4 separate regions of the Homo sapiens genome follow, and all the other regions are linked to region 2. A link is a loop called in an ENCODE intact Hi-C map of the cell type or tissue named here. Cell type or tissue: heart right ventricle. All regions are shown on one strand.

The links. Peaks named below come from ENCODE experiments on the same cell type or tissue, not always from the same donor. Only the 100,000 strongest peaks of a DNase experiment are listed, where the experiment ranks them.
Region 1: it touches region 2 in a loop (2.8-fold over the local background); 18 of 110 quality-filtered maps call a loop at or near these places.
Region 3: a loop joins it to region 2, with 15 times the contacts of the local background. A loop is called at or near these places in 96 of 110 quality-filtered maps.
Region 4: it touches region 2 in a loop (2.5-fold over the local background); 18 of 110 quality-filtered maps call a loop at or near these places.

The regions. Positions count from the first base shown.
Region 1 is chr14:73,280,506-73,288,505 of GRCh38, forward strand. It overlaps NUMB (NUMB endocytic adaptor protein), which reads right to left. Exons shown (of 13, transcript NM_001005743.2): 9 at 6,605-6,809; 10 at 3,576-3,869; 11 at 1,854-2,000. Among named protein-coding and RNA genes, the nearest start is that of PAPLN-AS1, 39 kb to the left of the region's middle. In heart right ventricle, a CTCF peak has its summit at 3,683 (motif pointing left); no DNase peak of the experiment used is centred here.
Region 2 is chr14:73,629,753-73,637,752 of GRCh38, forward strand. It overlaps a transcript of HEATR4 not described here and the pseudogene NDUFB8P1. Among named protein-coding and RNA genes, the nearest start is that of DNAL1, 11 kb to the right of the region's middle. RefSeq lists an enhancer at 3,576-3,625. In heart right ventricle, CTCF peaks have their summits at 3,874 (motif pointing left) and 4,676; DNase peaks (open chromatin) are centred at 3,899 and 4,399; H3K4me3 peaks cover 1,473 bases; H3K27ac peaks cover 1,462 bases.
Region 3 is chr14:73,505,011-73,513,010 of GRCh38, forward strand. HEATR4 (HEAT repeat containing 4) reads right to left here. Exons shown (of 18, transcript NM_001220484.1): 7 at 6,996-7,139; 8 at 4,302-4,463; 9 at 3,124-3,284; 10 at 1,457-1,561. It also overlaps a transcript of ACOT1 not described here. Among named protein-coding and RNA genes, the nearest start is that of RIOX1, 18 kb to the left of the region's middle. In heart right ventricle, a CTCF peak has its summit at 3,805 (motif pointing right); no DNase peak of the experiment used is centred here.
Region 4 is chr14:73,292,240-73,300,239 of GRCh38, forward strand. NUMB (NUMB endocytic adaptor protein) reads right to left here. Exons shown (of 13, transcript NM_001005743.2): 7 at 4,972-5,046; 8 at 495-635. Among named protein-coding and RNA genes, the nearest start is that of PAPLN-AS1, 50 kb to the left of the region's middle. In heart right ventricle, a CTCF peak has its summit at 3,150 (motif pointing right); no DNase peak of the experiment used is centred here; H3K27ac peaks cover 283 bases.

The DNA.
Region 1 (8,000 bases), 350 kb before region 2:
CTCCCCTTGTTAAAATCTGCTAACCCTTGTTCCTTTTACTCCAGATACCTATATTAGTTTCTTCTCCTTAGCCCAGCTCTCAATAACATTCAGTTTGGTGTAGACAAGCACCCTCCCCTGACCTACAATATAATTATATCCTTTTTAGGACTGGACAGCCATGCCTATGGTGTTGGTACTATTTTTTTTTTTTTTTTTTTTTTTTGAGATGGGGTCTCGCTCTTGTCACCCAGGCTGGAGTGCAATGGTGTGATCTCGGCTCACTGCAACCTCCGGCTCCCAGGTTCAAGCAATTCTCCTGCCTCAGCCTCCCGAGTAGCTGAGATTATAGGTGCCTGCCACCATGCCCGGCTAACTTTTGTATTTTTAGTAGAGACGAGGTTTCACCATGTTGGCTAGGCTGGTCTCGAACTCCTGACCTCTGGTGATCCGCCTGCCTCAGCCTCCCTGTTGGGATTACAGATGTGAGCCACCGCACCCAGCCGGTGTTGGTACTGTTTACCTAGAGTTTGTCTAAAAGACTGCCTTTGCTTTTTTGGTGGCAAAAAAATTTTTTTTTTCACCTAGAAACTGGGAGCCCTCTAAAGGCAGGGAAAGGAAACTGAAATATTCAATTTTGCACACTTAGTGCCTTGTAGGCTGGCAGAATCAGCAGAATGTAACGGGTACTATATTCAGGAGGACCTGAGTTTAAATCCTGTCTGTAAGATTTGGGCAATTTACTTATCCTCTCTGAGCCTCTTTTTTTTTTTTCATCTGTAACACCTACCTCACAGGCTTGTTGTGGGGATTAAATGAAATAATGCATGAATACCTACCACAATGTGGCAAGCAATGTGTAAGTGCTCAATAAATGGTGCCTATTATTACCGGTATTATAAATGTTTGTTAGATGACATGAAAAGTCATTTGGTACACATGACTATGAAGGTTTATTAAAAAGAAAAAGAAAAAGACCCTTGGAGAAAAAGTGTGTAGTTCTTCCAGTAGAAGCAGGGCACTATCTCTGGAGTAAAACTTCCGCTGAGCTCTCTTTCAAAAGAAATGGAGAAACAGCAATTATAGCAGCTCAAATTCTACAAGTCTGTAACTTAAGTTACATAAATTCTTTGCTGACCTCTGAGTCAATATCCACTATTTAGTCAGTATCTCTGAAAACAACTTTTAACTCTTCAATGCCACAAAGGCAAATTTTAAGACACTTGTTATAGAAGATGAACTAAAGAGCTCAAAGGAGTGCCTTTTTCTTTATTAGCCTCTTTGACAGGGCAGAGACTAGGTGAGTCCAGGGCTTCTCAACATTGGCACCACTGACATTTTGGGCTGGATAATCCTTTGTTGTGGGTGCTGTCGTCTACACTGAAGGATGTTTAGTGGCATTCTTGGCATCTAACCACAAGCCAGTAACACCCCCAACCCCCAACTTGTAAAGCCCCAAAATGTCTCCAGACAGTGAAAGACAAACTTTGCCCCAGTTGAGAACCACTACACTAAAGAAAGCATAACCTTTGAACCAATTCTGATGACTACTGCTTTTGGGAAACTGGATGGGTATGCTGATCCTTAACAGTCAAGTGGGAAATAAGGCAGTAGGTTGGGACTACAGAAATTCCTTATAGAATGGGGTGAAAGATGGGCACATGCAGAATGACAAACACAGACATCTTAGAAAACAGGAAGGGCACAAAGACATCGTCGAATGGAGAAATCAATGAATCTAAGACATCAAATAGAGAAATTAATGGGTCTGACCAGGCCTTGGGAAGCTCAGGATGCCAACTTACAGTTAGTGAGCAGTGTACTAAAAGTACTGGTTGTAAAGAGAACAGCTGAGCAGGTCAGAGGGCACCAACCTTGGAAGGTAGGAGATTGTGGTGCCACCACTGTCACTGGTTTGGTCATCGGAGCAGATGAGAAGGGGTCCTCAGGTGTGCTGAAGGCATTGGTGATCTGTGAGCACAGGGAGCTGATGCTCTCTGCCTCCCCTTCTACTTCTGGCACTGCAAGGCAAACAGAAAATGGCTCCAGACAGAAAAATGGAATAATCCTGAAATTTGACAGTATGATGCAAGCTGGCACTTTATACTGTATCTCCTGCTTATGTAAGAAAAGGCTCAATTAACTGTATGGCAGGGCTACAAAACCAGTTTCAAAAAATTTACTGGCCACAATTTCATTGGCTTTTCAGATGGGAAAGTATAAAATGTCAACAATTAATGTACTAAGGCACATCTTCCTCCCTTACAAATCCCCAAATTTCTTCATTTCTTCTTCTTATAACACTGTTGAGGATCTGTCCTTTTTGTGCCAAGATGTTCAGCTAGCCAGATCTTTGTAGAAGACATTTGCAACCTGTATGCCTTCCAACGTGTTCTCAAGACTGTGATCTGAATTAGGTTCTGGAGCCTTTAGTAATTCTGTCAGGAAAATGGGTTCAAGTCTGGGCACTAGTGGATGCTTAGTGCTTTTCTCTGTAACAAACTATGACAATGTCATCAATCTCATTTTTCTCCAAAGTCTCCAGTACTAAGCATATGATCTATGATAACATGAAAAAGTGAGCAGAGGTGTAGGACGCTAGGGCCTTTATTCTTAATACTGACTCTAGGATACTTCTGTATCACTGAGGAAGCTAATTATGTGTGCTAAAGCTCTGTTTGCTCATCTGTAAAGAGAATAATAGTTTTTATTCCCTGTCTGCCCTAGAAGGAGACTGAACTGAAATGAGGTACCTCAGCTGAGAACTGAAAAGACCCTCCGTAATCATCTAGTCCAACTATTCTTTAGGCCTAGTTTCATCTGTCAGATGAACTTAACTCTCTGTACTTTTATACCATCAGTAGGAATGGCCTATTGAGACAGTTTCCTCATATTTTGTTATAGCAATGGCTTGACATGTCTCAGAGGGAAGTAAAATAGAGCCCAACAAAAGCACTGACCAGATCTAATACTTTAGCTACAGATTTTATGACGAGGATAGACCTATAGAGGCTGGCATAGCTGTACAGAGGCCACACAAAGGCCTGTGAGACGGTTCTGAAAGGTAATGAATACTTGTGAACAAGTCCACTGTCTGTGATGAACAACAGATCTTAGATGTACACGAAAGACCTGTCTAGAGTTTCCTCCTTATGGAGCCAACCAGCCAGAAGGACAATGAGCACATATCCATTTCTTCTGCTGGTAATGCTATGTGTTTCTAAGGCCTCTTTAATTAATTCCCTGCTGGGTCCCAATGGCAGAATAAGAATAGAAACTTGAGACCCTTGATGTTTGGGAGCAGGTTGGCTGAAAGGCAGTGAATGCACTTACATCAGGACAAACCACAAATCTTATGGCTTAGGCTAGAAATTCCACAATGGCTCTGCTGCCTGTTTGTTGAAGAGAAATTATGGATTCACATCCCCCTCCACGGACCTTAGTTTTCCCACTATGGGAAATGACAAAAGATACAACTATCAACGAACCTCAGGGAAAGAGGAATGCCTAGTTTAATGGGATTAGTGTCTTCATGGGAAGTGATGAGAATGCTTCAGTGCTCGAGTACCCAGTGAGTCAGGTAGATGCTACATTACCTGCATTTTTAATGGGGAAATCAGTCTTCCTCTGCATAGTGGAAGGCAACTCATTGATGCGTAGGGATAGTTGGCGTTTAAAGGGTGACATCTTCTGGCTAAGAGCAGGAAAACCTCGGAAAGAGCCTTGGCGAGCAAGCTGTTCAATTGGAGCATGCCGGCGTGGGATGGCATGAGGATTGTTCATCTCCAGAGAGGTCGTGGCATCAGAAGTAGGAGAGGTGGGAGAGGATGGGGATGGGGCAGTGTTGCCAGGGGCAACTGATGAACCAACGACTATCTTATCTGTTTCAGCTCAAGAAAATAAAGAGAATGAAGACCTTAGCAATGTCTTCAAATAATTTGCGTTTAGAGAGCTGACAAATTCGAAAGCCCTCTAGGTCCTTTTACCCATTTCCTTCCCAGTGTCTCTTAAAACATAAGTTAGAAGCAGGGTTCGGATCCATTTTTCAGACAGATAAAAGGCTTAGTAATGTACTATATGTCACAAAGCATATCTACTAAGACAGAAATGTTAGATCTTTTATTCTCATTCAGTGATTTATAAATTAAGACTGTGAAAAAGATCTTAAAAACTCAGTTCCTATGAATTCCTAATATGTAGTCTTTTAAAGAATGATTCATGATTTTCAATGCTTGTGTGTTAGGGGAGGAGAACTTTGGGAACTGTAGCATTAGAAAGGTCTAAATAAGCATAAGCTTAACCATATATCTTTGATTAGGTGTCAAAGAATGTCATATATAACAGTCTTTATTTATTTATTTATTTATTTATTTATTGTTTGAGATGCAGTTTTGCTCTTTTTGTCCAGGCTGGAGTGCAATGGCACCATCTTGGCTCACTGCAACCTCCACCTCCCAGGTTCAAGTGATTCTCCTGCCTCAGACTCCCAAGTAGCTGGGATTACAGGTGCACACCACCACGCCCAACTCATTTGGTATTTTTAATACACACGAGGTTTTACCATTGTTGGCCAGGCTGGTCATGAACTCCTGACCTCAGGTGATCCACCTGCCTCCGCCTCTCAAGGTGCTGGGATTACAGGTATGAGCCACCACGCCCGACCTAAAGCAGTCTTTAAATCATGCATTTGTGGTTCATTTGAATAAAAGCATGCAGTAGTAAAATTTTGAACTGGATTAAATTTGAGTAAATGTAAGACTGTGGGTACCAGTTGAGTCCCATTCTGATTGTGACAAATCTCAACCACCAACTCTCACAATCCTTTGTAGATCTTGGGACTCAATCTCTTTGCAGTTGTTGTGCATAACAATGAATATTATTTGGTGGTATTAAAGAACATGCTTAATTAGTGAATAGTCTGAAGACCACTAAAGCATATTAGATAACAGTAATACAGGTTAAATTTTCTAGTACAGATAGCATGATTTTTCCCCCCTTTGGCTTCCTGGTGCAAATATTTACAAGAAATGAAAAAAAATCACTATCAATAATTTCATTTCAAATAAAAATATGTATGCTTTTTTTTTGGAGGGGGCTTAAGAATTAGAGCTGTTTGGGTCAGTATTAGTCAATGATGCTAACCAAAAGGGCTGGTTTAAGGTCAGGTGCGGTGGCTCACACCTGTAATCCCAGCACTTTGGGAGGCCAAGGCAGGCAGATCACCTGAGGTCAGGAGTTCAAGACCAGCCTGGCCAACATGGCGAAAGTCCATCTCTACTAAAAATACAAACATTAGCTGGGTGTGGTTGCATTCACCTGTAATCCCAGCTACTCAGGAGGCTGAGGCAGGAGAATCGCTTGAGCCCAGGAGGTGAAGGCGGCAGTCAGCGGAGACTGCGCCACTACATTCCAGCCTGGGCAACAGAACTACACTCTGTCTCAAAAAAAAAAAAAACACCGAAATCAAACCAAAACAACAACAACAAAAATGACTAGTTTAGAACTAAAAGGTTATAGTAAAAAAAATTATCATATATATATATTTGTTTGTTTTTAAGAGACAGGGTTTTGCTGTTACCCAGGCTGGAGGAGTGCAGTGGTATGATCACAGCTCACTGTAACCTTGTACTCCTGGGCTCCAGCAATCCTCTGGTCTCAGCCTCCCAAGCAGCTAGGATTACGGATGTGCACCACCAAATATGGCAATTTTTTTTTTTTTTTTTTTTTTTTTTTTTTTTTAAGGGATAGAGTCTATGTTGCACAGTCTGGTCACAAACTCCTGGCCTCAAGTGATGTTTCCTCCTCAGCCTCCTAAAGTATTGAGATTACAGCTGTAAGCCACTATACCTGGCCTCAAAATTATATTAATGTCTATTAGTTAACTTGAATTGTTTGTGCTTGTCTTGTTGGTTTTAACCCTACTTATATACAAGAATTCAAAAGTATTTTCAAGCCCTATCATTTAGTTGTAAAATATACCCAACTCACATTTATAGACTGCCAACTAACTTGAATGTTTGTACAGGCATTTCTGCTGTGATGCCATGTGTACCTAAATAAAACTCACACTCTATAAAATCACACACTAAATTAAATTAACAGGGCTATAGAAAAAAAGAGTTATAGGCTTACCTCTCAAAATCTATAGACTTTTGTGACTAGAAAGCACTAAAAAACAGCAATAATATCATATAAACAGTATTACTGTTAAATCTCTCTGCTAGCATCATAGTCCGTGGATGCTTTGCAGCCTTAAGCCCTGGGACCTCTGCTGCTTCCTTTAAGATGCAGGTACTTGATTCATTTGCTTCTCAAAGAGATCAGATACATCAGAATTAAAAAGGTATTTCAGGATGGGAGGAAGGGGGTAAGAGATGTCTCTGCAGCTTCTTCAACTGCACTCTGATTCCTCAGATAGCTTACTATAATGGAGTAAATATTTTTGAAGCCATTAAACTAGCCACTCTAAAGGAAGCGGTTTTTAAGATTTTCAACTTTGTTATAAGGTTTTATATTGCTAAGGGTTCTCTTTGATTATGAGAAAATTTACCCCTGGTAGCTTCAAAATAATACCTTGTTGGGAAAAACTGCATTCCATAAATACACACTGTAGAACAGATTGTACCTTTCTTGGCATCTTGCATTTGTTTCATGATCTCCTCTCTTTCTGCTTGTTCAGTGGCTGTTGTGACACGGAATGATCCTTCTCTTGTAAAAGTGGTCCGACTAGCATCAAAAGTAGCAGTCACTCCACATTCCTTCTCCCGCTTCTGCTTGCGCTCTAAACAGGCTGCAAAAGCACAGCCTACTGCATGGCTCAACCTTTCACCCTGTAAGAGCAGATTTTAAAAGCTTTTCAGAATTACACTACTAACAATTACATACAAATAAGTCTTTTGTTTTGTTTTGTTTTTGAGACAGAGTCTTACTGTTACCCAGGCTGGAGTGCAGTGGCGCAGTCTCTGCTCACTGCAACCTCTGCCTCCGGGCTCAAATACTTCTCGTGCCTCAGCCTCCTGAGTAGCTGGGACTACAATCACGCACCACCACACCTGGCTAATTTTTGTATTTTTAGTAGAGATGGGGTTTTGCTATGTTGGGCAGGCTGGTCTCCAACTCCTGGCCTCAAGTGGTCTACCCAATTCAGCCTCCCAAAGTGCTGGGATTACAGGCATGAGCCACCACACTCGGCCCAAATGTCTGTTTTTATGAAAGCAAGATGTTGCAAATTCCAGCTTAAAATTGTTTTAATAGATTAGTATGCCATATTAATTTAAATGAATAAATTTTCTAAGGTAGTGCTTATGATGGTTCAATTCACTGTTACAAGCCTTGGGGTAAAGTGATAACCAGCAACCTGTGCTTTTGTAAGCAGCCATGGAGAACTCTTTATCACTTAGGCTCTGTCATGTCAGCCCTGGCCAACAGCTTAGAAGACTCTATGCAAGGTTTCAAGCCTTGACATGCAAGCTTCTAGTTGCCCTTTGGGGAAGCAGTGGGAATATTTACCAGCCACTTCTAAGAAACTACTGGAAAGGCAAGGCAAATTTCAGGAGCTTAATGCACTGTTAATATGTCTAGGAAAAAAAGGTGCAAACTTAAAACTTCTGATAAACAAATATAATTCCAGTGATTAAAAAGGAATGAGGCTGGGCATGGTGGCTCACATCTGTAATCCCAGCACTTTGGGAGGCTGAGATGGGCAAATTGCTTGAGCCCAGGAGTTTGAGACCAGCCTGGATAACACAGTGAGACTCTGTCTCTACCAAAATAATAAAAAAAATTAGGCCAGGTGCGATGGCTCACACCTGTAATCCCAGCACTTTGGGAGGCTGAGATGGGTGGATCATGAGGTCAGGAGCTCGAGACCAGCCTGCCCAACGTGGCGAAACCCCGTCTCTACTAAAAATACAAAAATTAGCCGGATGTGGTGGCGGGTGCCTGTAATCCCAGCTACTTGAGAGGCTGAGACAGGAGAATTGCTTGAAGTCGGGAAGTAGAGGTTGCTGTGAGCTGAGATG
Region 2 (8,000 bases):
TCCTGCCTCAGCCTCCCAAGTAGCTGGGACTACAGGCACCCGCCACCAAGCCCGGCTAATTTTTTTGTATTTTTTTAGTAGAGACGGGGTTTCACCGTGTTAGCCAGGATGGTTTGGATCTCCTGACTTTGAGATCCGCCCTCCTCGGCCTCCCAAAGTGCTGGGATTACAGACGTGAACCACCACACCCGGCCCCAGATTACTTATTTCTTATCATTTTAAATTGGCTCCACCGCATTCCAGCTTGGGCGACAGAGCAAGACACCATCTCAAAAAAAATAAAAAATAAAAAACAAAAAAATTTAAAAAAAAAAGAAATATGATTGGACAAAAAGGGTACGTGGTGTCCTAATTAGACAAAGGGAGTCAGGCTGGTGGGAGCAGGGGAAAGCAAAAAGAAGACGCAGATAAGCTACCAGTCTGCCTTTCTTCATGGTCCAGGACACAGCCCTCCTGCACAAATAACTGATAATCTTCCTCCGCCCAACTATCACCAGACCCCTCCAAGTTAGCTCACTGCAACCTTGGTGTTATCGCTACTGCACAAATCCCTCTTCAACAGACAGCATAAACATTATTCTATAAAGTCCCCAGCAAGCCTTTGTTTCTTTGCAGTCAACTTCTCTTCTGCTGGCCTGCCTGTTGCAACGTTCTCGCAACGTATTTTCCTACTTTCTCTAATAAATCTGCCTTTCTTTACCTACAACTGTCTTGGTAAATTCTTTTACCCCATGCCACCATAGTGGTTCGCTCCCCCAATAAAATGCTACTAAGCTGAGTGGGGAAACCCAGCAAGGCCTGTCTGTCTAGATTCTTCTTGGCTTCTCTGAGCTTCATTCCTTCCTTCTGGGTGTGGGGCATGCCGGTCCCTCTTTAGAATGGGAATCACGACTTACAGTCAAATAAGGTAGATCAGATCATTTGTTTACAGCCAATTTTTACACAGAAAGGCAGAGGGAAAATTACAGTAATATTTTGAGGTTTTATCACTGGCTTTAGGGAAAAGGAGTTCTGGTTTCTATGATCTGCCTGGAAGAAAAGGGATTCTAGTTTTTATGGCTAGCCTCAGGGAAGAATGGGACTCAGAGCAGGGTGGCAGGAGAAGGGCAAAGAAAAACTTTCCCTTCTGAGGCCTTCATTTTGGGGTATTGTTCTCTGAGCCCCAACAATATTTATGGCGAAAGGACCAAAGACAGGACTTTAACAAGTCCTTGCTTTTCAGAGAAAAGTACCTTGCAGGTACTTACTTTTCAAAGAAAACAGGGTTGTTGGATGGCTCTAAACCAGAAACTCTTGGTCCAATGGCCATGTGTTTTCAGTGGCAAATACATTCTATCCAGAAATATGACACATGACAATTATTTATAGATAAATGGGATAAGATTTGAAAATGGGATTGTTTCTCCCCAAATTTAGGATTTATATACATACCCCTCTTCCTTGACAAGCAGTTTAATAAAATATGTTCACCTGGGTTAATTCACCTCATTTTACACATGCGTTTTAATTAAGATAGAATAGTAGAAAACAATTTTTTTTTTAATTTTTAGAGACCAGGTCTTGCTCTGTCACCCAGGCTGGGGTGCAGTGGTGCAATCCATAGCTCACTGCAACCTCTAACTCCTGGGCTCAAGTGGTCCTCCCACTTCAGCCTCCTGAGTAGCTAGGACAACAGGCATGAGCCACCATGGCCAGCTATTTGAAAAAATGTAGTAGGTGAAGGTAGTGGCGGCCAGGGCTGGGGTCCTGGGAGTCTAGTGGCCGCAAAGGGCATCCCAGAATGTGATGCCACTGGGTGCACAGACAGCCTCCCACATTACCAAGGGCATGCTCCCGGGGCCCTAACCTAAGACCCCAGAAGAACGGGTCGCTGCCACCAAGAAGTATAAATATGTGTGTGGAAGACTACGAGCCTTATTCGAATGACGGCATGGGGTATGGGGACTACCTGAAGCTCCCTGACCACTTATAGCAGAAGAGGGATCTGTGGTATAACTGAGACCACCTGGCCTGAGGTTGAACTGGGGATACACTGGCACCTAGACATGCATATCAGGAACCATGTAGCTATGTCCCCCACACCTGTTTCTTGGAATATCATGTGTATACAGCTCTTCGGCTCTGTGGCTTTCATGATGTTCATGTTCTGGGTGGGGGTGATTTACCCTGTCTACCAGCCCGTGGGACCAAAACAGTGTCCTTGCAATAATCTGTACCTGGAACAAGGTGGCGATCTCTCCAAAGAACCTGAGCCAGTGGTTGACTATGGATACCAGGAGGCTTTGTGGGCTTTTGCGCCCTCTAACTAAGACTCCCTCATTCCTATAAATTTAACCTTAATGAAATCCCTAATAAAACTCAGTGCTGTGGTGGTTTAAAAAAAAAAAAAGAAAAGGAAATTTGTAGAGATGGGGGTCTCGTTATGTTGCCCAGGGTGGTCTTGAACTCCTGGCCTCAAAGTGATCCTTCTGCCTCTGTCTCCCAAAATGCTGGGATTACAGGCATGAGCCACCATGCCTAGCCGGAAAACAAATTTTAAATTACATATATCAATACTTTCTTCACTGTGAAAGATTCAAGTAATACAGATAAAATAAAAGGTCCTCTTAACTCATTACCCAATCTCAGTCTTCTCCCAAGGGTAGTTACTATTACCAGTTTGAAGTGTTTCCTTCCAGAACCATTCCAGAACCATTTTGTATATATATACAAAATACAATATTCATATGTATGAATGAAAAACTATGGTTTTATTTTGTGGGTTCAAGGCCTTTTCTCTCTCTTAAAAAAACAGAAATGTAATATACTTGGCTGGGGGCAGTGGCTCATGCCTGTAATCCCAGCACTTTGGGAGGCCAAGGCAGGGGGATCACCTGAGGTCAGGAGTTCAAGACCAGCCTGGCCAACATGGTGAAACCCCATCTCTACTAAAAATACAAAAATTAGCCAGATGCAGTGGTTTGCGCCTATAATCCCAGCTACTAGGGAGGCTGAGGTAGGAGAATCACTTGAACCCGGGAAGTGGAGGTTGCAGTGAGCCAAGATCACGCCATTGCACTCCAGCCTGGGTGACAGAGTGAGACCCTGTCTCAAAAAAAAAAAAAAAAGAAGAAGAAGAAATGTAATATACTTGTAAGCTTTTCTTCTGCATACAAAAAATATACATTGTTAACACTTGTTCCAGTCCACAGGACAATAGAACTTATTTCCTTAGGGTATATATCTGTAATTCAGCTTTCTCTCTCTCTCTCTCTCTTTTTTTTTTTTTTTGAGATGGGGTCTCATTCTGTCCCCCAAGCTGGAGTGCAATGGCACAATATCGGCTCACTGCAGCCTCCGCCTCCCGGTTTCATGCGATTCTCTCGCCTCAGCCTCCCGAGTAGCTGGGATTACAGGTGCCTGCCACCACGCCTGGCTAATTTTTGAATTTTTAGTAGAGATTTGGTTTCACCATTCTGGCCAGGCTGGTCTCGAACTCCTGACCTCACGTGATCCATCCGCTTCGGCCTCCTAAAGTGCTGGGATTACAGGCGTGAGCCACTGCGGGCTGTCCTGTAGTTCCACTTTCTGAATGAAAAAGCAAAATTTATGCTCCCTCCTGAGCTCATCCCCTATGTCCCCGCTGGGCTCGTTTTAGGTCTTTGCTGGCATTCAAGTTGGGGAAGTGTCTCTCCACCAGTTTCTATTATCAATCCCTACTATTTTATAGTTCAATTCAGTATCTCATCGGAAACGTTTAAACTTTAACTTTGATAGTCTTTCTTAATCCAGGACAAAGATTACTTAAAACGGAGGAAAGGAATTTGTTAGGACCCTAGCACACTTGGCCTCCTTCAATCAGGCTTAGGGAATATTGACCCCTGGTGGCCAGTGAGGAAATTCAGAGGCGGCCAGAGGCCGGCACTTACCGTTAAAAATGCTTAACTTTATTCGCCACACGTCCGGGGTAAACTCGCGAGGGGATCCTACCTCTTCCAGATGGTTCCACACGGGACCTCTAGGAGCTCAAAGGACCCTGGGCCCTCCGAAGTCGTCTCTTCTTGCAGCCCGTTGCTAAGTGGCGCCGCAGGGACCAGCCCAGGTCCCATCACGTGGCCCTGCAGGGTTTTGCCCCACAGGGCCACGACCTGCCAGGCCGGGCCCCCCTCCTCCCTCCTCTTCAGCGCGGAACCTCGGCCGCCAGTGCCAGGCCGCCTCGACCTTGGCGGAGGTCAAAGCCGCGACAGTCCCGGACCATGTGGCCGGCGGTCCGGGCAGCGCTCCGAGCCTCTGGGGTCCCCCTCCAGGCCTGGAGGCCGATATCCACATCGTCCTTTTTCTCCCAAAAGGCCGCGACCCTGACCGTCACGCCCAAGACTGGGCTGGCCGACAAGTGCCTGGATATGAAAGCAGAAGGCTTGGGCTCGGGGGAGCCGGTGACCCTGCAGGTGTCGGGCGTCAGCCACCGAGGCCGCCTCTTCCACTCCCTTGCCCACTACGAGGTGGACAGCGGCGGGGGGCTGGACCTGGCCGGGGACCTGGCTCTAGGAGGCGACTTCACGGGCGTGGGGCCCATGGGGCTCCTGTGGAGCCTCATGCCGGCCGCTTCGAAGGATCCACGCCTCAGTCGAATGCGGAGGGCCGCCTTGAAAAACCCCCTCATAGTGGAGGTGACCATCCACCTAACGCCGCTGCAGCAGGCGGCGCCGCTGAGTCCGGCGCTGGCCTCGGCCCAGGTGCAGCGCTGGTTCTCCATCCCCGAGCTGCGCCGCGCGCCTGCGAGCCGGCCGCCTGCGGGGGGTCTTCCTGCTGCCATCAGGTGCGGGGGCCCTTTTCCGCAGAGTGCCTGACAGCAGAGTGAGGGAATCGACTGGCTTGCTTTGCTAGCTGGTTTGTCATCTGAAAACAAAGCGAGCTCCTTAATCCCTTTATTTTGTCTCCTAGACTTCAAGTGGAACATTCATTCCCCTAGATGGTGGCTAGGATCCAAATTTCATCTGCTTATGCACCTTTCTTCTGCCAGCTGCTCACCCGCCAGAGTCCTAGTGCTGCATACGCTATTCCTTAGGAGCATAGACCCTGCGTGTTTGCTATATTAAGCATAAGATTGCTGCAAAGTTTCTAGCATTAAATGCTTTTGTTTGCTTACAGCAGTCTCAACCTCCTGAGCCCAAGCGATCCTCCCACCTCAGCCTTCAGAGTAGAGTAGCTGGGACAGCAGCCATGTGCCACCCAGGTAAATTTTTTTTTTATTTTTTGTAGAGACAGGGTTTCCCTACGTTGCCCAGCCTGGTCTTGAACTCGTGGGCTCCAGCGATCCTCCCACCTTGGCCTCCCCAAGTGTTGGGATTACAGGTGTGAACCACCACACCCAGCCATCTTTCTTTTTTAAATTCTTATTTTTTTAGAGACTAGGTCTTGCTCTGTCACCCAGGCTGGAGTGCAATGGCATCATGATAGCTTATTGCAGCCTCGACCTTCTGGGCTCAAGTGATCCTTCCACCTCATCTTCTCAAAGTGCTGGGATTACAGGCGTACATGGCCTCATTTTAACCTTTTTGTTTTTTTAGAGATAGGGTCTTGCTATGCTGCCCAGACTGGTCTTGAACTCCTGGCCTTAAGCAGTCCTCCCACCTCAACTTCTCAAAGTACTGGGATTACAGACACACACAACTGAGCCTGGCTTTATTATTATTATTATTATTATTATTATTATTATTATTATTATTATTATTTGAGACAGGGTCTCACTCTGTCACCCTGGCTGGAGTGCAGTGGCACTGTCACGGCTCACTGCAACCTCCCTTCCAGGGCTGAAGCGATTCTCCCACCTCAGCCTCCCAAGTAGCTGGAACTACAGGATCTCACCACTCTGCCCAGCCACTTTTACTTTAATTGGAATAACAAAGGAATATATCTGAAAAATACCAGGAAACAATTGGCCGATAAATTCTTCTCTTGGAATAGTGAAGGAATAAAACATCCCCAACAGGACTGTTGAAAGAGAAATAATAGACCAACGTTGGGAGGATATTAGTTTGACATTTTACTATCTCTTCACACATGTAGTTCATTTTATAGTACACCTTCATTAGACCTTTAAAACAGTTTAATCCCTGTCAAATTATGGATTCTGGTGACTCTGACTATATCTTAAATTTATTGAGAAATCAAAGGGCCCTTTAAATTTGGATGTCTGGGTTTGTTTTTGTTTTTTGATTCTTTGTTTGTTTTTTGAGACGTAGTCTCACTCTGTTGCCCAGGCTAGAGTGCAGTGGTGAGATCTCAGCTCACTGCAACCTCCGTCACCCAAGTTGAAGCGGTTCTCCCACCTCAGCCTCCCGACTAGCTGGGATCACAGGCATGCACCACCACAACCAGCTAGTTTTTTGTATTTTTAGTAGAGATGGGTTTTTGGGGTTTCACCATGATGACCAGGCTGGTCTCGAACTCCCGACCTCAAATGATCTGCTCACCTCGGCCTCCCAAAGTGCTGGGATTACAGGCATGAGCCACTGTACCTGGCTTTAAAAATCTCATGCTAAAAACCAGACATCCAGCCGGATGCAGTGGCTCACGCCTGTAATCTCAGCACTTTGAGAGGCCGAGGCGGGCAGATCACCTGAGGTCAGCAGTTTGAGACCAGCCTGGCCAACGTGTAGTGAAACCCCGTCTCTACTAAAAAATACAAAAATTAGCTGGGCATGGTGGCACACACCTGTAGTCCCAGCTACTTGGGAAGCTGAGGCAGGAGAATCGCTTGAACCTGGCAGGTGGAGGTTGTAGTGAGCTGAGATCGCACCACTGTACCTTAGCCTGGGCAACAGATCAAGACTCCGTCTCTCAAACAAACAAACGAACAAACAAAAGCAGACATCCGGCCAGCACGGTGGCTTACCCCTGTAATCCCAGCACTTTCGGAGGCTGAGGTGGGTGGATCGCCTGAGGTCAGGAGTTCAAGACCAGCCTGGCCAACATGGCAGAAACCTTGTCTCTACAAAAATTAGCAGGGTGCAGTGGGGCACAAGAATTGCTTGAGCCCGGGAGGTGTGGAGGTTGCAGTGAGTCCAGACTATGCCACTGCATTCCAGCCTGGGCTATGGGAGTGAAACCCTGTCTAAAAAAAGAAAAAAAAAAGGAGATTTTTATTCTTACATAACTCAAAGCTTGCAGAACTATTTGCTTAGACTTATCAGGACTTGTACTTCAAACCAAAACACTTCCCATATATTTGGTGCGATTTTTCTTTTTCTTTTTTTCCATTTACCAGTGATTAACTCACAGGGAAAAAAATATAAAAATATTTTTACATTTATAGAATCAAAATAGCTCAAATAAATGTCTATTTCAACCACAATAATAAATCCATTTCCACAAAACAGATGTTTTCTTTTCAAAGCAAGTAGGTAGTTTTTTTAAAAAAAGATAAATTATACAATCTAATTTTCATTTAGAAAATGTTGGCTAGGTAAATGTTCTGTCATCTAACCCAAGATTCATTCCCTTTCCTGGGTTATAGATGATGGTCCTTTTGCTGGTCTCATTGATATATTTGGTGATGGAGGATTAAGTGAATCTTGAGCAAGTCTCCTGGCTTGTTGAGGTTTTGCTACTCTGCTTTGCCATTTTTTGGCTATGAAGATCTACCTCCAGCCATGAAAGACTTAAACTTAGATTACTTTGAAGAGGCAGTTAAATTTGTGCAAAGTCACCCAAAGGTGAGTGGTATGAGAGAAATGAATGAATTACTCCAGAAGAGAGTGAATAAAGGAAGTGTTACTAATGGGTTGGAAAATACCTGCAACAAATACCTGTTGAATTAATAAATAAATACTAGAGCTGTCTGATAACTCTAAAAAACTCATAAAAGACTTTCTGGCCAGGCACAGTGGCTCACGCCTGTAATCCCAGCACTTTGGGAGGCTGAGGTGGGCGGATCATCTGAAGTTGGAAGTTCAAGATCAGCCTGATTAACATGGAGAAACCCCATCTCTACTAAAAATACAAAATTAGCCGGCTTG
Region 3 (8,000 bases), 120 kb before region 2:
AACCGCCGCCTCCCAGGTTTAAGCGATTCTCCTGCCTCAGCCTCCAAGTAGCTGGGATGACAGGTGTGTGCCACCATGCCCAGCTAATTAGAGATGGGGTTTTGCCATGATGACCAGGCTGGTTTCAACCTCCTGGTCTCAAGTGATCCACCCGCCTCAGCCTCCCAAGGTGCTGGGCTTACAGGCATGAGCCACCGTACCGGACCCCTTCACAGAACTTTAACCAATAAATTTAACCCACACTAATCTCTCTCTCTCTGAAAAGTTTTAAAAGGGTACCTTATATTTATTGCTTGTTCTTGAATCATTTGTGTATATTAGTCTTATTGTTCCTACCATAGTGTTAATTTTGTGAAAGTTGGGACAATGGTTTTTTTGTTTTGTTTTTTTTTGTTTTGTTTTTTGAGACAGAGTCTCGCACTGTCGCCCAGGCTGGAGTGCAGTGGTGCGATCTCGGCTCACTGCAACCTCTCCCTCCCAGGTTCAAGCAATTCTTGTGCCTCAGCCTTCCAAGTAGCTAGGATTACAGGTGCCAGCCACCACACCTGGCTAATTTTTGTATTTTAGTACAGATAGGATTTCACTATGTTGGCCAGGCTGGTCTGAAACTCCTGAGCTCTGATCCACCTGCCTTGGCCTCCCAAAGTGCTGGCATTACAGGTGTGAGCCACCGTGCCCGGCCGGGACTATGTTTTATATGTGTGTGCCGAACACTCTGAGAAGCAGCACAGACACTCATTTAGATGGGTTTTTGGGTAGTCTAAGTCAGTGCTTCTCGAATGATCTTTGATGAAGAACCAATTTTGGCGGGGGGGAAATATGTCATTGACTGATAAAGTCTGTTGATATTGAGGCAATATCAAATTACTATAAACGTTTCTTTTTTTTTTTTTTTTTTGAGATGGAGTCTCCCTCTGTCACCCAGGCTAGAGAGCAGTGGTGAGATCTTGGTTCACTGCAACCTCTGCCTCCTGGGTTCAAGCGATTCTCCTGCCTCAGCCTCCCAAGTAGCAGGGATTATAGGCGCGTGCCACCACACTCTGCTAATTTTTGTATTTTTAGTAGAGATGGAGTTTCACCATGTTGGTCAGGCTGGTCTCCAACTCCTGACCTCGTGATCCGCCTGCCTTGGCCTCCCCAAGTGCTGGGATTACAGATGTGAGCCACCGCACCCGGCCTACTATAAACGTTTCTAAACTCCTGTCAGTTTTTGTGCTATTTCATTGTGGATCAGTTACCAACAGTTTATGGACCACCAGTGCACTGAGAAGCATTGGCTTCCAGACAGACATATTAGCATTTGAAGATAATTCTGGGCTAGAAGTAAGAAGTAGTGATGTGGGAACAGAGATCTGTTTGGTAAGAATGGAATAATACATAGCAGCAAAAAGTAGAAGGCCTCTGTAGCTCAGCCTCTCTTAGGCTTTCTGTCCTGGAGGCAAAGAAAGAGGTTTACCAAGCAGACATTTCCACTGATCCGGGAGAAAGCCTGGCAGGCCACAATCCGGTTCTTCCATTGACAGCTGTTCAGCTCCACAGCAAGCATGGTGTGTATCAGGGTCTGAGGAAATGGAAGACTTGTATGGATATTCACAATCACTTTTAGAGATACTAGAACCTTGAAGTTACATTCTGAAATGGCATCCTGCATAATTAATGTCACCAGTGGGCTTACAAGAGATGGGGCATGTTTCCATCACAGCCAACTGACTCTGGGATCATAAATTGGGGAACAAAATACAAATTTAATAACTTAAACAGAAAACTGGGACCTTCCTTTCCTGACTTTAACTGTTTTTTTTTTTTTTTTTTTTTCTGAGAAGGTTGTCCCCCAGGCTGGAGTGCAGTGGCACAATCTCGGCTCACTGCAACCTCCGCCTCTCGGGTTCAAGTGATTCTGTTGCCTCAGCCTCCCAAGTAGCTGGGATTACAGGCGCCTGCCACCACGCCCGGTTAATTTTTGTATTTTTAGTAGAGGCGGGGTTTTACCATGTTGGTGCCAGGCTGGTCTTGAATTCCTGACCTCAGGTGATCTGCCTGCCTCGGCCTCCCAAAGTGCTGGGATTACAGGCGTGAGCCACCGTGCCCGGCCTTCTGTCTTTAACTGTTTTTACCCCTAAAATGATTTTTATATGCCTCAAGCTTATGACTTTCACATTTCTATTGAAAGTAACTAAACACAAATATAGGCCTCTGCAGTTTTCAATGGTAAACTTCTAGCAGAAGCAAATTCTACATGTCAGAACTCTTCTTGCATATGCAAATAGAGACCATTTGCAACCTAATTCTCACTTTTCTCTCAGCTAACTATTGTGACTTCCCTTTGTATACACCTCTACACCCAGGTTTACTCATGCTTATTCTACGTTTACTTATGCTTGAGATTGTCAACCCAACCGGCTGCATTTTATCTAATTAATTAATTGTGTAATTAATTTTTTGAGGCAGGGTCTTGCTCTGTCGCTCAGGCTGGAGTACAGTGGTGTGATCTCAGCTCGCTGCAGCCCCAACCTGCCAGGCTCAAGTGATCCTCCCACCTCAGCCTCTTGAGTAGCTAGGATTACAGGCACATACCACCATGCCTGACTAATTTTATTTCTTTTTTTGTAGAGACAGGGTCTCACTATATTGCCCAGGCTGGTCTTGAAATCCTGGACTCAAGGGATACTCCCACCTCAGCCTCCCAAAGTGCTGGGATTACAGGCGTGAGCGACCATGCCCAGCCCAGCTGCATTTTATTTTATTTGTTTGAGACAGAGTCTTGCTCTGTCACCTAGGCTGGAGTGTAGTGGCGTGATCTCAGCTCACTGCAACCTTCACCTCCCAGGCTGAAGTGATTTTCATGCCTCAGCCTCCCGAGTAGCTGGGACTACTCAGTGTGGTACCACTGCACCTGTCTAATTTTTTTATTTTTAGTAGAGATGAGGTTTCACCCATGTTGGCCAGTCTGGTCTCGAACTCCTGACCTCAAGTGATCCACCTGCCTCGGCCTCCCGAAGTGTTGGGATTACAGGCATAAGCCACTGCCCCGGCCCCAGCTGCATTTCAGATTGCTTACATTCACTGACCTCAAAGACCTAATTGCTCCCCAAAACTGTGTCTGACCCGGTAATGGACACATACTGTCTTCTCACTCAGATAGCTCAGGAGGATATAAGACTGTTCCTCAGTGTCCTCATTCTTCTTTGTAAACAGCTGGTGGAGGATCCTCTTAATCACAGGGTAAGTAGCAGTACCTTCCAGAGCCAAGCACTGAGCTGCAGCCCAGCTATCCACACTGTTACCTGCCACAGTTGGGTGAAAAAGAGTTCAGAATGGTGATGTGTTTTCCCCCTAGAGAACAGCCTTTGGATTGATACCCAAGGCTGCTACCCCACCTGATATCTCACTTCCTTGTGCCCCACTCAGTCTAGAAATACAATTTCTTATTTAAACCATATTGAGAAGAATCATATTGGCTGGGCACGGTGGCTAACACCTGTAGTCCTCACATTTTGGGAGGCCAAGGTGGGCGGATCACCTAAGGTCAGGAGTTCAAGACCAGCCTGGCCAACATGGTAAAACCCCATCTCTACTAAAAATACAAAAATCAGCCAGGCGTGGTGGCATGCGCCTGTAATCCCAGCTACTTGGGAAGCCGAGGCAGGAGAATTGCTTGAACCCAGGAGGCGGAGGTTGCAGTGTGAGCTGAGATCCCACCATTGCACTCCAGCCTGGGCAACGAGAGTGAAACTCTGTCTCAAAAAAAAAAAAAAAAAAAAAAAAAATTTAGTCCAGCTACCACTTGGTGGCAGTGTACCTGTTTTGTTAAAGTACCTAGAAAGAGCAAATTTTCTTTTTTTCCTTTTTTTTAGAGACAGGGTCTTGCTCTGTCACCCAGGTTGGAGTACAGTGGCACCATTGTGGCTTATTGCAGCTTCAACCCCCTGGGCTCAAGCTGACTCTGATAAGCATGTATATATAGGTCTGCCTCAGCCTCCTAGGTAGCTGGGTCTACAGGAGCACACCACCGCACCTGGCTAATTTTAAAATTTTTTATAGAGATGGGGTCTTGTTATGTTGCCCAGGCTGGTTTAGAACTCCTATGCTCAGGTGATCCTGTCGCCTTGGCCTCCCAAAGTGCTGGGATTACAGGTGTGAGCGACAGTGTCTGGTCCTAATTTTCAAATGGTCTAACATAAATCTAAACCCAATACAGCAGACATTGCAGAGCATCACAGTGGAGAGGAAAGGACTGGGAAAGCTGATAGTGAGATGTCTATCCCATATTTCCAGGTCAGAAGTAACAGGGAGTTACTCACCCTTCAGAAGGGCAGTCTGCATGATGTTCCGGGCAAGGGGATTATGTGACTGTATGGCATATTGGCATATTGCTGCTGCCATCCGCACATGGGCATTCTTGTCACAAAGAGCAGCCTCTAGGGCAGGCAGTAGAACCTCCGGCAAGTCCTGGATGGTCTTGTCTGTGATCAAAAGAGCCAGGTAAGAGAGTACTAGCCCCTTTGCTTTTCTCACACACAGCTTCCTTCCTACAGCCATGTGGTGGCCAACCTCAGTCCCAGCTGCAGTTGCTTAGTGCTATGTAATATAATTACAGTTTAGCTGAGCCCTTCAGATGGGCAGGATTTTCTGCTCAAGGTGTTAAAGCTCACCTGTGTGCTGGTATGCCAATTCCCAATCCTTTATCATCTGGCCTCTAAACAGCTATATTTAAGCCGAAGAAGAATGTTTCCAGCTAGGCTACAGTGAACTACACCATTAGTTTTAGTGATTAAAAGCAACCAATTTGCCCCATGAGCCCATATATATATATATATATATATATATATATATATATATATATATATATATATATATATTTATTTATTTTATATATTTTTTGAGACGGAGTCTTGTTCTGTCACCTGGGCTGGAGTGCAGTGGTGTGATCTCAGCTCACTGCAAGCTCCGCCTCCTGGGTTCACACCATTCTCCTGCCTCAGCCTCCCGAGTAGCTGGGACTACAGGCACCCAGCTAATTTTTAGTATTCTTAGTAGAGATGGGATTTCACCGTGTTAGCCAGGATGGTCTCGATCTCCTGACCTTGTGATCCACCTGCCTCAGCCTCCCAAAGTGCTGGGATTACAGACGTGTGCCACCGCCCCCAGCTGAGCCTTTATATTTGTAAGAACAATTATATTTAGGTAGTGCTTTATAATATAGTGTTTTTACATTATCTTGTTATCTTTCAACCTTGGTTGAATTAGGCAAGGTAGGTATCATTGTAGAGCTCACTAGGGAGTCTTTTTTGGTTCAACTAAACAGTAAGGTTCATAAGACTGTCATGGGCCATGCATGGCACCAGAAGAATATGGGACAGGAGCATAGTTTGTCAACAGGGCAGCAGCATCAGGCATCCCTGTTGGCTGGAGTTTTTTTGTTTTTGTTTTTGTTTTTTTTTTGAGATAGAGTTTTTGCTCTGTTGCCCAGGCTGGAGTACAATGGCACAATCTTGGCTCACTGCAACTTCTGCTTCCTGGGTTCAGGCGATTCTTCTGCCTCAGCCTTCCGAGTATCTGGGACTACAGGCACCTGTCACCACGCCTGGCTAATTTTTGTATTTTTGGTAGAGATGAGGTTTCACCATGTTGGCCAGGCTGGTCTTGAACCCTTGACTTCAGGTGATCCACCTGCCTTGGCCTTCCAAAGTGCTGGAATTACAAGTGTGAGCCACCACACCTGGCTTTGGCTGCAGTTCTTGAGGCTGTCTTGAGCATTCCACAGAGTCTTGGGGACAGCACAGGAGCATGTTGTTTATTCACTGGGTGAATTTATGCTTTACAGGAACTAATATCTCTTATAAAAACTCCATAGACACAATTCTAGGGTCCACAAAGGGCCTGCCTGTTATAAGTTACAGTATCCAGGGAGGCCCAAACTATGGTGTCCCTATCAAGTATTTATATTTCACTTATAGCTCTTCTCAGTCCCAATGTAATTTATCAAACAGGATTTATATCATAACCAATGTTGCCTATAAAGATAGTTCTTATCAGGTGTTTAGGGGAACAGGTGGGCATTTAACTGAAGTTCAAATTCTCAAGTAGGAAGGGGAAAGGTTTGTTATCCCTTTGTCTACCACTAGTCTCATTTTATAGATAGGTAATTTGAAGCTCAGAGAGGTTAGCTGACTGCCCAAGGAGTGGCACAGCTAAGCCCGTGAATCATATTTTAAGATTTTGTCAGGTGCGGTGGCTCATGCCTGTAATCCCAGCACTTTGGGAGGCTGAGGTGGGTGGATCACTTGAGGTCAGGAGTTCAAGACCAGCCTGGCCAACATGGTGAAACCCCATCTCTACTAAAAATACAAAAAAATGAGCTGGGCATGGTGGCACACGCCTGTATGTAGTCCCAGCTACTCGGGAGACTAGGGCAGGAGAATTGCTTGAACCTGGGAGGTGGAGGTTGCAGTGAGCAGAGATCGCGCCACTGCACTCCAGCCTGGGTGACAGAGCAAGACTCTGTCTCAAAAATAAATAAATAAATAAATAAATAAATAAATAAATAAATAAATAAAATAAAATAAAAAAGAATGGGCTCTTGGCTGGGCACAGTGGCTCACGCCTGTAATCCCAGCAGTTTGGGAGGTTAAGGTGGGAGGATTACTTGAGGCCAGGAGTTCAAGACTAGCCTGGTCAACATAGCAAGACACAGTCTCTACCAAAAACAAAAACAAAAAAGAATGGGATCTTCAAGGTGGGAAATGTTAACTTCTCTGCAGGCCACTGAGCAAACAAAAGGTGATGAAATGTAGTTCAAAAATTACTGGACTAGAAGTCTGGAATTTTAATCTCGTCTCTATTGCTGATAAGCATGTATATATAGGCCAGTCTCTAAGTCTTGGTTTCCACATTTGTAAAATGATCTCAGATAAGCCCTGGGTCCCTACCAGTTCAGATGTTCCATGGCTTTATGAGTTGCTTATGTTCTCAAGCAGTTCAGCTTTGGCTCTCACCTGAGTCTCTCTGGCTGGTGGCAATCCGGGGCCGTTCCAAAGCAGCTGTGGCACATGTGGTGATAGCTTTGATCCGAACGTCATCATGCAGGTCTCCCAAGCTCTGAAGCAGGTTCTCTACTGTCTCATGGTGCCACTCTATGACTGAGCCGCAGTGAGGGAAATGAAAAGAGAACCACCTGGTTAGGGTTAGATATTGTGCTGCAGGCAGGTGACAAGAAGTCTGCCCTTCACCCAGAATAATTCAAGCAAAACATTAGCTCAGAAGAATAAAGGGCCCAGAGATGGGGTCTTTAGGGAGTTATTTCTCTGATGATCCATGTACCCTCACAAGTAAGTTCCCAGACAAAACTTCTCCCAACCCCATCGTATCTATCTCTCTTTCTTTAAATCACTTTTCGTTGTAACCATCTGGGAAATAAAAGTGACAATAAAACAAAGTAGTTAAGAGTACTTTGTTTTCAGACATACCTGGTTTGGGATCACAGTTATTAGCTGTGTGACTGTGGATAAGTTACTTAACCCTGAGCCTGAGATTTCTTATTTGTAATACAGGCATAATACTAGAACCCACATATTGAGTTATTCTTACTGTTAAATGAGTTAACTAGACAAAGTGTTTAGCAAAATGCCTGGCAAGATAATGAAGGTTCAATAAATGTTAACTATTGTGGTTTTCATTAGGTTCTTTGTCTTTGAGGGCACTTCCATTTGGCTTTCAACATCTTCCTCATTTTAGTTGCTAAATACTCTTTTGGCAGGTATCAGACTTTTATTTCAAAGCTCCTATTATCTGTAGGTGTTTCCTTCAGTCTTTTTTGTTATTGTTTATCTGATCCAGTTTACCTAATGGATTGCCTCTCTTTTTCCTGCACTAACTAAGCTTGTCTATCATGTTCTGAAAGCCAGCAGCTATTGAGTTCTCAAATACCATAGCTTTCAACAGTCCTTGCCAGGCCATTACTTTGTCCCAGGCACTCAGACTTCTACTCTCCTATCTTTGAA
Region 4 (8,000 bases), 340 kb before region 2:
AGGTCTTGCCATGTAACCCAGGTTAGTTTCCAACTTGTGGTCTCAAGTGATCTTCCTGCCCTGGCCAAAGTGCTGGGATTATAGGGGTGAGCCATCAGGCCCAGCCAACTTCTTTCATTTGTAGTAGTCTCTATGCAAATACATTTTTAATACCATACTCATATATGTTAGCCAACAAATACATTTAAGAACCCTGAAAATACTTCCAATAATTAAAAGTTTCAAATAAAGTTTAGCAACCACTATCACCAGACCATTTTTACCTTCCTTTAATGATCTTTGGTTTCAGCCAATCATTTTGTTCAGTGAGTTGCAACTCCTGGGGTTACATCAAGAGTGTGAACTATTTGAATAAAAGGAGCTGAAAGTAGGCTAGTTTAGGCACTTCCAAGTACTTGTTAAAAATGTAGTAGAAACCGCTTGGCTGAGCAAACCCAGAAAGAGCCCAGCTAACTGAGAATACTCATCATGAAATACATATTTGCTGGACTCACTGTGTCCTTGACAGCCATGAAGCAGTGACAGATCCAGCGACGAGTGGTGCCATCACGGCATATGTAAGAAAAGGCTCTATCAAAGTTCCTGTCTGGGGCACAGAAAGAAACTTTCTCTATCGTCTGGTCAACTATGAGGTCCTAGAAAATACGACACACAAAGAAAGAGAAGACTTATGAGGTTATCTGAGCTTCTCAGAACACAGGATGTTCATTTCATGATGCACAATCCATACATCTGATACAACTAGGCTATGGAATACCTAGATCTGTGTCCAGCAGTTTAAATACTGAGAATTGGACTCAGCAGACATCCCAAGAGGCACTTTGCCCAGATACCTCTCTCAACTACATGTTCTAAAGCATATGCTTGTTGATTCTAGTTTTACATCTCTTTCATGGTAGATTCCACATTCAACAATATATGTAAATCAGTATCTTTAATCCTTTGGATAAAAAAAAAATCCTTTGGGTTTATTCCCAAATATAAGCAAATACATATAATAGTCATGTTTATGCTAACTTCGTTACACAATGAACACTACACACACATACACACAGTTCTGCACCTTGCTTTTTTACATTATATATACCCGATCCAGTGAAGTTACTTCAGATACTGTATTTTTCAGGTGTGGAATTTCCACTCGTTTCTTTTTCTTTTTTTTTTTTTTTTTTTGGACAGTCTCACTCTGTCACCCAGGCTGGAGTGCAGTGGCGCGATCTTGGCTCACTGCAACCTCTGCCTCCCGGGTTCAAGCAATTCTCCTGCCTCAGCCTCCCAAGCAGCTGGGACTACAGGCGTGTGCCACCACGCCCGGCTAATTTTTTTGTATTTTTAGTAGAGACAGGTTTCACTGTGTTAGCCAGGACGGTCTCAATCTCCTGACCTCATGATCCACCTGCCTTGGCCTCCCAAAGTGCTGGGATTACAGGCACGAGCCACCGTGCCCAGCCATTTGTTTCTTTTTCATAGTTTCTATTCTCTGCCAAGATTTCTATCTCTTCATTCAACATGAACATATTTCCTTTCTGTCACTGAGTATAGTTATAATGCCTTCTATACACTGTTTTCATTTCTGTTAAGGTAGCAGTCTACTTCAGTGTACCATTTTCTGTACTAGTTGTGGTGATGCTATAAACACAAAACAATACAATGACTCAAATACAAGAGACATTTATTTCTTGGTCAAATAGTGAAGGCGGGCATTTAAAATCTGTCTGCTAATTCCAACATCTGAGTCATCTTGAAGTTAGGTCTTTATTGATTGTTATTTTGATGAGAATAAGTCAGACTTGTCTGTTTTGTTGTATGCTGAGTAACTGCATTGTAGTCATTGTGAATGTTGTATGTGGAAAGAATGGATTCCGTTACATTCCTTGGAAGTGTCATATTTTTGGTTTTATCAGGTAGCTAATTTGATTATACTCAAATGGAAAACTCTTATCTTTTGAACAGCACCTCAGACATCAGGGCGTTTTTGTTCTTTTTTTGAGACTGTCTTGCTCCGTCATCCAGGCTGGAGTGCAGTGGCGCAATCACTGCTCACTGTAACCTCAACTCCAGGGCTCAAGCATCCTCCCGCCTCAGCCTCCCGAGGAGCTAGGACTACAGGTGCATGTCACCATACGTAGGTAATCAAATATCAGTTTTTATATCCTTAGTTGGGCTATTTGGAGTCTGCCTTGAATCTACATGGCTAAAAGGGTCAGAGATTTGGGCAGAATTTATGAACAGAATTTGGGACTACTCCTTTTTGGCTTACTCATTTCCAGGATTCTCTTTTTACTTTCTTTTTTTGAGATAGTCTTGCTCTGTCGCCCAGGCTGCTGGAGTGCAATGATGCAATCTCAGCTTACTGCAACCTCTGCCTCCTAGGTTCAAGTGACTCTCATGCCTCAGCCTCCCAAGTAGCTGGAACCATAGGCACGCACCACCATGCCCAGCGAATTTTTTGTATTTTTAGGAGAGACAGGGTTTCAGCATGTTGGCCAGGATGGTCTCAAACTACTGGACTCAAGTGATCCACCCGCCTTGGCCTCCCAAAGTGCTGGGATTACAGGTGTGAGCCACCACGCCCAGCCTCTCTTTTTACCTTCTAGTGGCTACTGTTGCCTCAAATTCTGTCTTCTGCACTTTGGGACGCCGAGGTGGAAGGACTGCTTGAGCCCAGGGGTTCGAAACCAGCTTGGGCAACATAGTGAGAACCCATCTCTAAAAAAAAAAAAAAAAAAAAAATTATCTCAGCCTAGGAGGCTGAGGCTGCAGTGAACTATGTCTGTGCCACTGTACTCCAGCCTGGGTGACAGTATAAGGCACTGTCTCAAAAAAAAAAAAAAAAAAAAAAAGGTAGGAACACTATCAGAATCAAGATAGACATGAGTTGAGAGGTGGGATAGCAAGGCAATCTGACAGAGCTTCTTGCTCAAAGGTTAAGGGCTTCAGATTTCAGCTTCTGTTTCATAAAAATTTGTGCAGATCATGGCATGGTGTTATCACCAATACTGATCCCAACATGGTATTAGTTCCCGCTTATAGTGAAATACAAGGTGGGAAGATGGTCCCAATGGTGACAAGCCACCAATGACTACTAATTACTACTATTCAGTGTGGAAAAAACTAAACTAATGAATGCCAGTGGTGTAAGTAGCCACAAGGGGGCAATATCACTTTCCAACTATTGTATAAAACAATTAAATACATAGCTTTCAAGTATAACAAATTTCATCCAAACACTAATGAAAACTACACAAGTTCCAAAAAATAATTAAAATGATCACTGTTTCCAACAGTAATGTACTAAAAGTGAAGACTATTGCTTCTCTTGAACTTAAAAAAAAGTATGCAATGTAATAAGGTCAAATAACTAAAATGCAGCTATATTAAACCACTTGAAATTTACCAGGCAAGTTGCCTATCAAAACTGCTTTTTACCTGCCAGACTTTCTCCCCTTTCAGTGGCATTTGAATTTTTTTTTTTTAATTATCTTCTTGTTAAATTTCTTCCTGACTTTAGGTATTCTAGGAAATTTTAATTAACAATTAAATGTACTTATATAACACCCTATGCTTTCTAGGGGTAGAGCTGTGTGTCTATTCTTATTTAGGCATTTAGGATCACTGTCTCTCAAATGCAAAATGGTACCTATGATTTGAGATATTATTTGGATTCTAAGTAAATGTTAACCAAAGAGCCATTCACTAGTCCTTAAGATGTCACTTAAATTGAGTTTTGAGTCAAAAGCCAGGTTAATTAGTTCAAATATCATTTTCTTAAAATAGTGTTTTCTTCAGAGCAAGAAGAAATTTCAGATGTGGAGTCCATCTTTTTTTAATTTTAAAACATGGTAAAAGGATAGTCTATCATCTATTGTATCAAATTTGTGAGAGTGGAAACTTATTAAAAAATATATAAGAACAAAAATAGGCCACGAGCGGTGGCTCATGCCTGTAATCCCAGCACTTTGGGAGGCCAAGGCGGGTGGATCACTTGAGGTCGGAAGTTCAAGACCAGCCTGACCAACATGGTGAAACCTCATCTGTACCAAAAATACAAAAATTAGCGGGGCATGGTGGTCTGTGTTTGTAATCAGCTACTTGGGAGGTTAAGGCAGGAGAATCGTTTGAACCCAGGAGGTGGAGGTTGCAGTGAGCTGGGATCGTGCCACTGCACTCCAGCCTGGGCAACAAGAGTGAAACTCCATCTCAAAAAAAAAAAAAAAAGAACTCAGATCTTAACACTAAATGCTAATGCTTAGTACCTTAGACATGCTATGTCATGTAGAACAATATGTTGAGAGAATACTATTTCTCATAAAGTAAATGAGTAACTAAAGTGGTTTCCTGAACGTTAAATAGTCTCTCAGGAGATTGTACTTTGGACTAAGTGGAAGGATAAAGCTTCAACAATATAATACCCTTCAACAGCTTAAGGGTATTATATTTGATCATTAGAGATTTTAAAAAACATATGAGCAGTCCCATTTAAGCTTATAAGAATCTTACCTTAGGCCAGGCGTGGTGGCTCACTCCTGTAATCCCAGCACTTTAGGAGGCTGCCGGTGGATCACCTGAGGTCAGGAGTTCGAGATCAGCCTGGCCAACATGGTGAAACCCCGTATCTACTAATAATACAAAAATTAGCCAGGCGAGGCCGGGCGCAGTGGCTCACACCTGTAATCCCAGCACTTTGGGAGGCCGAGGTGGGCGGATCACCTGAGGTCAGGAGTTCGAGACCAGCCTGACCAACATGGAGAAACCCCATTTCTACTAAAAATACAAAATTAGCTGGGCATGGTGGCACATGCCTGTAATCCCAGCTACTAGGGAGGCTGAGGCAGGAGAATCGCTTGAACCTGGGAGGTGGAGGTTGCGGTGGGCCGAGATCGTGCCATTGCACTCCAGCCTGGGTGACAAGAGTGAAACTCCATCTCCAAAAAAAATAAAATAAATCAAAATAAAAATAAAGAATCTTACCTTAGTTTTTTCATCCACAACTCTGAGTCCATCTGCTGAGACCCACAGAACTGCTTTAACTGCTTTCTTTCCAGTCTTTTAAGAGAAACCAAAAAGGGGAGGGGGAGATACACATATATAATATTAAAAAAATGTCATCTTCCACAGAAAACACTGACTCTGCCTTCCAAAAGTCACAAGTACAGATGGAGTCCAAGTTCAGGAGTGGTGCCCAAACCCAGATACTCAAACCAAACTGCAGAAACATTCAGGAAAAAACAAGCCAAAGCCATTATTTTAGAAACACAACGCAAAACAATAAGATAAAATTAAGTAAAAGGGAAGTAACAGATGGAATAAAAACCAAGATATCACATTCCATAAAGGGCAAAGAATTCATAACTAGATTCTTCACCCATTTAAAAAAATCAACCAAGAAAACCAGAGTCAGATAATTATTAAATACATAAGGAGTTACACCACAAGTAGCGTCCACAAGTGTATTTAGAGCAGGAAGTAACATGTCTAAATTGAGATGTTGACCATTCTACTATCCTATGACCCCCAGTATGTTATAGCAGGACCCTTGGTCACCTAAAATTTTCACGTTAAAAACACAGTAAGTCTTCATTATTCTATTAACAGTCTTTAAAAAGCCATTATTTGTTCTCTCAGAGTTAACACAGACATTTTTCCTAATAATTTTTTTTTTTTCTTGAGACAGAGTCTCACTCTGTCGCCCAGGCTGGAGAGCAGTGATGCGATATTGGCTCACTGCAACCTCCCCATCCCGGGTTTAAGTGATTCTCCTGCCTCAGCCTCCCGACTAGCTGGGATTACAGGCACCTGCCACCATGCCCGGCTAATTTTTGTATTTCTAGTAGAGACGGAGTTTCACCATGTTGGCCAGGCTGGTCTGGAACTCCTGACCTCAAGTGATCCGCCTGCCTCAGCCTCCCAAAGTGCTGGGATTACAGGTGTGAGCCACTGTGCCCAGCCTCTAATAATTTTAGAGACGAGGTCTCACTGTGTTGCCCAGGCTGGAGTGCAGTGGCTATTCACAGGTATGATCATAAAGCATTACAGCCTTGAACTCCTGGGCTCAAGTGATCCCCTTGTCCCAGCCCCACGTGTAGCCAGGACTACAAGTGTGCACCACTGTACCCAGCCTTGGCTTGGTTTTTAATTTGACATTAAATTCATGGAGACATTTTGGGGACACAGGAAGATTTAAAAACTACTGAAAAAATAATTTTCTTTTTATTGGCTCAGAAAATACTTTTTGGCACATGAGAATCACATGAGAACAAGCTGATGCATAATTCCTCCTGTGATGGAATGTAATAGTAATTTAACAGTGTCCTTTCTTTTTAACTGCCTCAAGGATACAGCAAAATAAAACAAAAGCAATATGAAGGCTGAGAATAGGTATCAGATTATCATAAAAAGTATAGATCAAAAGGAATCTGGTGCTAAGGTTGGCGCAGCAGCCTCTAGAAGCGACAAGGGAGACTTTTAGAACTACCATTCTCCTCTATAAGTGATCCAAGCCCAGGAAAACTTGATATGAGGACATGGCCTTACTGAAATAACCTGTGATCCACTCGGCCTCATCATCTCCACCACCACCATAAATTTGATGAGTGCCTATAATATGCCAGCCAGTGGAAATACCTGGAAGGTTACTGAAAGGCAACAATCAGACAAAAAATAAAGAATACCGTAGGTAAATGCTACAGTAGAGCTGAGAACAAGGTACAATGATGTCAGAAAAAAGGTATAATCAAATCTCTTTGTGGAATTGGGGAAGGTTATACAAAGGAGAAGACTGAACTGGGTGCTGGAATAATTTTTCTTGATGCTTAGGTAGGGGTAGGGAGACAGGGAAGTAACAGAGGTACTGGACATGCCAGGCAGAAGAAACAGCAGTACAGGACATGGAAGCAAACAACATGGCAAGTCTGGGGCTCTATAAATATTTCAGTATGGCTTGGTAAGTAGACTTGGCAATGGGAAAGGCGTAATGGGAGATAGAGTAGGAAAGGCCTAATCACAGAAGGCCTTCTATTCCTGATAAGGACTTTGATCTTGATTCTATGGGCAAATTAGAAGCTACTCTGTAAATATTATTACAATGAATTGAATTTAGGTTAAGGAGATTAGCCTTGGTAGTATGGGTATGCTTCATCCAATCAGTTGAAGGCCTCAAGAGCAAAAACTGAGGTTTCCTGGAGAAGAAACCCTGCCTGAGTTTCCAGCCCGTTGGCCTGCTTTACAGGTATCAGACTTGCCAGCCTGCCAGCCCCTACAATCACGAGTGAATTCTTAAAATAGATAATATGTATATATATGTCATATATGTATCATATATGTCATATATATGACATGACATATGTCATGTCATATATATGATATGACATATATATGTCATATAATATGACATATCTCCTAGCGGTTCTGTTTCTTTGGAGGATCGTGATACAGAAGTAGAAGTTAGACTAGAATGGGTCGAGAAGTAAATGAAAGGCAAGAAGAGTCTACAAGTATTAAATACTTTTTTTTACAAAGCTTTTCTATAAAAAGGAGAGCTGCAGGGCAATAAGACACAGGCAGAGCATCAAGGGAAGTCTGTAAGAATTGTGATAAACTAGCATGTTATACTTGAAATAGAATGGGCTTTGGATTAAGACAAATATGAGACTGAATTCAGCGCTACTATTCATAAGCTAAGAAAGTTATGTAGCCCACTGAGCTTCCATCTCTTCATCCGTAAAATATTTGTAGTTTGTTAAAAGGATTAGATATTATATACAGTACCTGGAATTTAAATAGGGTAACAATTAGTAGCCATTATCATCATTATATTATTAATAAACTTTTAAAAACCTCTCCCAATAGTAAAGCAGAATTCTTAAAAGAGTGATATACATTTTCAACAATGACATCCTCTTCACGTGCTGAATGGGAAAAGCCAGTGGAACAATGGAAACGGAAGGCCCAAGAAAAAGAGAAGAGTAATTTAGAGAACAAAGTCCAACAAAATGCAGGGT